Linked DNA regions of Homo sapiens: region 2 is linked to region 1. A link is a loop called in an ENCODE intact Hi-C map of the cell type or tissue named here. Cell type or tissue: B cell. All regions are shown on one strand. Each heading gives the region's core, and the rest is flanking DNA. Links, peaks and the distances in the headings are about the cores only.

Evidence for each region. Peaks named below come from ENCODE experiments on the same cell type or tissue, not always from the same donor. Only the 100,000 strongest peaks of a DNase experiment are listed, where the experiment ranks them.
Region 2: a loop joins it to region 1, with 30 times the contacts of the local background. A loop is called at or near these places in 5 of 110 quality-filtered maps.

What each region holds. Positions count from the first base shown.
Region 1 is chr6:44,095,084-44,097,983 of GRCh38, reverse strand. No RefSeq gene overlaps it. Among named protein-coding and RNA genes, the nearest start is that of SCIRT, 22 kb to the right of the region's middle. RefSeq lists silencers at 991-1,160, 938-1,232. In B cell, for the core only: a CTCF peak has its summit at 1,098 (motif pointing left); a DNase peak (open chromatin) is centred at 1,093.
Region 2 is chr6:44,303,401-44,306,300 of GRCh38, reverse strand. It overlaps AARS2 (alanyl-tRNA synthetase 2, mitochondrial), which reads left to right. Exons shown (of 22, transcript NM_020745.4): 9 at 1-21; 10 at 515-648; 11 at 1,103-1,247; 12 at 1,484-1,656; 13 at 1,768-1,881; 14 at 1,980-2,120; 15 at 2,878-2,900. Among named protein-coding and RNA genes, the nearest start is that of DRC5, 7.2 kb to the right of the region's middle. In B cell, for the core only: CTCF peaks have their summits at 1,137 and 1,343 (motif pointing right); a DNase peak (open chromatin) is centred at 1,360.

The sequences.
Region 1 (2,900 bases), core at 161-2,660:
GGGAGGAGGGGCTTGAGCTACTTAAATATATGTGGGAAGTGGGGCAGCATTGAGTTAGAGAGAGGGCTGTGTGCAGAGGCCAGGGAGGGATTATGCCTGTGTGCCTATTATTAGTAATGATATTACTTATTTCCATATTATAGACAAAGAGGGAGAGTCCAAGTAACTTGTCCACAGACACATAGCTAGTAAGTGTAGGGTGTTCACATGGAAGGGATGGGCAGAGGAAGAGAAATGGGAAAATGCAGGAAACTGGGATAGTTCTGTGGGAGGAGAAGGGAGAAAAAGAATGGGCTTTGTAATCAGAAAGGCTCCTGAAGAGAGGGATGTGGGGGATTTAACAGGCCAGCCATTGCCCTTTACTTAAAAAAAAAAATGCCCAGGGGAGATGTAGGACCTTAAGGTCTTACCTTTGCAAGACGCTCTTGACAGAGGCCACTGGCTCTCCATCTCCCTTGGGCCCAAGCAGAAAGGATTGGGGCCCCTCCCCACAGGAAGGGGTGCTAGGCTGACTAGTCCTAGGAGGCTGGGCGTCTTTTCCCCAGGAACCCTCCAAGAACTGGGTGGGTTGAGAGCTGGCTGGCAGTACTGTGCCAAATGAAGTCGCTGCATGCCCTGTAACCTGGCAATTCCGCTTCTTAGGTTTTCAGGCCGAGCCGTAACGGTTCCTGTCAAGGACGGTCATGGCAGGGTTGCTGGGGTGTTGGAGGGAACTTGGGTGCCTGTCGCCCTCAGAGTGGGTAAATAAATGTGGAAGGTGCCCACCAGAAACTAAATGTGCTCACAGCAACATGAATGAGGTTTAAAAATACAGTGCTGAGCGAAAACAATTAAGAAATATATCTATAATGTGTGTGTGTGTTTTTTATATATATATATATATATATATATATATATATTACTAATTGTGAAACTAAAAAATACATGCACTTGTTTTGCAAGGACACATACAAATGGTTGGCTATGGGTTAGGATGAGGAATGAGAATAAAAATGAGATAAATGCAGAGTGTGGTGAAATCCAGTTCCTCTGCAGGTGGAAAGGGTGGCCAAGCGGTCAACCCACATTTCTGTGCACATTGTGCCATCTAGTGGGCAAAGGGGCGTTCAGCTGCCCTGGTCCTGGAGCTGGTGCAACTATGGCACCATGACATCCTGGGCAGGTGCTGCCTCAGCTGGGCCCCCAGAGCAGAGGTGAGAGGTGAGTGCTGCCTGTCAAGTGGGGGCCAGGCACAGCCTGCTGTAGGCCTGGCCAGTGGGGCTGGTAGCCATTTCTGTTGCAGCAGGGAGGAGGGTTCAGACAGGCCTGCCTGCCTCCAGGAGCTGTCTGATGTCAGGGCTGGCTCTTCACCGCCTGCTATGGCAGGCAGGCAGGTGGTTCCTGAGAAGGGAGTGGCTGAGACTCTGATGCCAGATTTTCACATGTAGCCCTCCCTTCTGGCAGGAAAGAGAGCATCTGGCAGGATCATTGTGAAAGCAAAGAGGAGAGAGGAGAGCAGGTAGAGACACTCAGAGTCTAGAGAGAGCAATGACTACCTTGAGGTGGAGTACGGAGGACAGACCCTGGCACCAGACTGCCAGGGTTCACATCCCTTGGGCAAGTCCCCTGTGCATCAGTTTCCCCTCCTTGGAATGTAATAGTACGTACCTTGTAGGGTTGAAGTGAGTCAAAATAAGGCACTTAAAACAGGTCCCCTTTCCGGGTCAGGGCTGTGTAAGTGTTGTCCACTCTCAGTATCTGAGGTTCACCCAACTCCTGTAAAGCCAGCACCCTGCTCTCATCCTTCATGAGAGTCATGGGGCATGAACAGAATGCCCTGGGCTGATGGGGGTCACTGCAGCAGGGCCTGGGGCTATAGGCTAGGAAGGGACTCCAGCCATGGACCCAGGCCAAACTGTGGAGGGAGGTGGGGTGAAGCAGGGCGGGGCCTGGGGCTGGGGACACTGCATTCTTTTTTTGTTTTTTGAGACGGAGTTTCGCTCTCGTCACCCAGATTGGAGTGCAATGGCGCCATCTCGGGTTCAAGCGATTCTCCTGCCTCAGCCTCCCAAGTAGCTGGGATTACGGGCTCCTCCCACCACGCCCAGCTAATTTTTTGTATTTTTAGTAGAGACAGGGTTTCACCATGCTGGCCAGGCTGGTCTCGAACTCCTGACCTCAGGTGATCCGCCAACCTTGGCCTCCCAAAGTACTGGGATTTTACAGGCATGAGCCACCACGCCCAGCTGGACACCCCATTCTTGGGGTCTGTAAAAATACTTTCTTGGCCGGGTGTGGTAGCTCATTCCTGTAATCCTAGCACTTTGGGAGGCTAAGGAGGGTGGGTCACCTGAGATCAGGAGTTCGAGACCAGCTGGCCAACATGGTGAAAACCTGTCTCTACTAAAAATACAAAAATTAGCTGGGTGTGGTGGCACACGCCTGTAGTTTCAGCTACTCAGGAGGCTGAGGCAGGAAAATCGCTTGAACTCGGGAGGCAGAGGTTGCAGTGAGCCAAGATCGCACCATTGCACTCCAGCCTGGGCAACAAGAGTGAAACTCCTTCTCAGTCTTGGTTACCTCTGGGGCTTGACGGGCCCTGTCCTGCCCCACCTCTCTCTACAGCCTCTGGCCATTTATTTTAGCTGCCCCTCCCCACACACCAGCCTCTCCAGGCCCCTGCATCACAGTCATCTTTCTAAAGCACAGTACAGCTCAGCCTGTTGAAGAACCTGCCTTGGCTCCTCGTTGCCCAGAAATTCAATGTAGACATCCTTGGTAGGCATTCAGGGTCCCTTCTGGTCTGGCCCACCCTGCCTTCCACGCCCATCTCCCGCCAGTTCTACTCTCAGCAACTCCATTGCCTCTCAGCTCCCACCAGGCCTCATGTTCCACATCCCTGGCCTTGCTCAAGTTATTCT
Region 2 (2,900 bases), core at 228-2,727, 210 kb before region 1:
GGCCTTCAGATATGTTCCCTGGTAAGCAGGATACCTAGCCCATGCACAAGGGGCTCGCTGAGACTCACCAAGGTGGGCAGAGGAGGGAGCTCTGGGCCAGCCCCATGCCTCATATCCACCCCTGACCTCTTCCCAATGTTCCTTTCTCCCTGGACTCTCCTTCCATACCCAGACCCCTCTGCAGCAGGAATACCACCCTGCCTCTCCCCATGTCCACAGTGCCCAGCTAGCCCTGCCTCCTGCTTTCCTAGGTTGGCTTCGTGCATAGACTGAGCTTCCCTCCTCCCTTGAAATGATGTGTGCCCAGGGAGTACCCTGGACTACCCCCAGCTCTGGCCTTGAGGCATGAAGCCTGAATGTGACCCCTCTCCTGAGGCTACCCAGTATGGAGCGGGTATTTGTGTTTGGCATCTGGTGGCTTCTGCGTGGTTAGAAGGGCCCTGGACCTTATTTTTCTCCCCTTCTTTGTCTAATCCCTCCCCTCCTCAACATTCTTTGTCTTTCTTTCTCAAAGCTGAAGTGGCCTGGTCCTTGTCACTGTGTGGAGACCTGGGACTCCCCTTGGACATGGTAGAGCTGATGCTGGAGGAGAAAGGGGTCCAGCTAGACTCCGCTGGACTGGAGCGGTTGGCCCAAGAGGAGGCCCAGGTACAAGCTGTGGCACCCCATGCTGGGTTCTGTTAGGACACCTCTTCCCCAGCCCTGAGCTCCTGGGGGAGGAGCTGTGAATATTGAGAGGAATCAAGAGGCTGAGATAGGATCTGTCCCCTCACCTGGGAGGTTTCTAAAACCTCAGGCCACAACCAGTAGAAAGCAAAACTAGCCAATGGGCTAAACACAGGAGCAGAAGCCAGCACAGCTTCCTGGAGAGGGGCCCTCCAGGGGCAGCAGTGGGCAGGAAGGCCTAATCCCGAGGAGCCGACATGATGGATGGTTCAACCAGCTCAGGGGCTCTAGCAGCCAGCCAAGCCCTGAGTTCTTATTCCAGAAGGGCTGCAGAGTCCACAGCTGTGTGGCAGGGACAGGGCCCTGCGAGGCTGAAGTCCCACTTTCATTCTTTCATTCTCCATGCACTTCTTCCATGCCCATGCCCACCCTGCAGCACCGGGCACGGCAGGCTGAGCCAGTTCAGAAGCAGGGATTGTGGCTTGATGTCCATGCGCTTGGGGAGCTGCAGCGCCAAGGAGTGCCCCCAACTGACGACAGCCCCAAGTACAACTACTCCCTGCGACCCAGCGGAAGTTATGGTGAGAGCCTGGACCAAGGCCTGCCGCCACAAGCTTGCCTGACCATGACTAAGAAGAATGTCCAAGATGGTTGCTGCTAGCCCCTATGTATTCCCCAGGATGGCCACCAGGGGTCTCTGTGGCCCCCAGCTGGAAGTGCCCCTGCCAGCGGGGGTGCTTGTTGGCCTCCAGGCACAGACCCACCTTCACGTCCCCAGCCCCTGCCCACCACTAATAACCATTCTGTGCCCTGGCAGAGTTCGGCACCTGTGAGGCCCAGGTGTTGCAACTGTATACAGAGGACGGGACAGCAGTGGCCTCCGTGGGGAAAGGCCAGCGCTGTGGCCTCCTCTTGGACAGGACCAACTTCTACGCAGAACAGGGGGGCCAGGCTTCAGACCGTGGCTACCTGGTGCGGGCAGGGCAAGAGGTGAGTCTCCATCACAACCCAGGCTGATTTCTGTGGGCGGCAGACCCAAGCCTGAGTGGGAGCCAAGGGGAGGGAAAGGCTACAGGCACCTTGACCACTACCCTCCCTCAGGACGTGCTGTTCCCAGTAGCCCGGGCCCAGGTCTGTGGAGGTTTCATCCTGCATGAGGCAGTAGCCCCTGAGTGCCTGCGGTTAGGGGACCAGGTGCAGCTGCATGTGGATGAGGTAAGGATCCTCCCTAACTGTTCCCAATACCCTGCAGCCCCTTCACTCTCCCAACCCCCTGCCCTCACCCAGGACGCTGGGTGACAAAAGTATTTCAGGCCTGGCGTCTAGGCTGCATGGCGAAGCATACGGCCACCCACCTGCTGAACTGGGCACTGAGGCAGACCCTGGGCCCTGGCACAGAGCAGCAGGGCTCCCATCTCAATCCTGAGCAGCTGCGCTTGGATGTGACCACCCAGGTGAGCCCGGCATAGAAAGACAGGCTTCATGTGAGGTGACAGGCATAAAAGAGAGACAGCCTGCTGTGAGCGGGTTGCCCTTAGAGTCCTGGGCTCTAGGCCCAGCACGGCCACCCAATCACTATGGGACCCTGGGCAAGTCCTTTCCCCTTGGGCTCCTTGTGCAGCAGTGAGGAGTCAGGCTACAGAGTGTCTGGGGCCTCGCCCAGCTCTGATGTGGGATCCTGAAGGCCCTCCAGCAGGGGCCTTCCCTTCACCTCCAGCCGCTCCCCTTCCTTGTTTCTACTGTCATCCAAGCCATTCTTGCCTAAACTGGGCTGCCCTCTCCCTCTGCTGCCACCCTGTCTCCCTGCGCTTCTTACACATCTGGCTTAAATCCTTTCTCCAGGAAGTACTTGCTGGCTAATCCCCATCCCACCTGCTTATTCCCTGCCCCTGCATCCCCCCATCCTGTAGTTCTCTCTTCCATTGGGCTACCCCTTGTAAGCTCCATGTGGATACAGCCTCCTTTTTCTGTTTCTTTAACTTTTGGTGCCTGGTGAAAGGCCTGGAGCTTCCAATAGGCCCAACTCCCAGATAGCTTTCTAAGGAAAATAATTGTCTGCTCAGGTAGTGTTTATTGAGCACCTATTATGTGCTAGCCACTATTCTAGAACCTGGGGATAGCTCAGTGAACATTGACCGTGTTTCAATGCATCAGTTAGAGGTGTGGGGCTGACTGCATGTTGGTCTTTCCATTTCCTCCCCACCCCTCCAGACCCCATTGACCCCAGAGCAGCT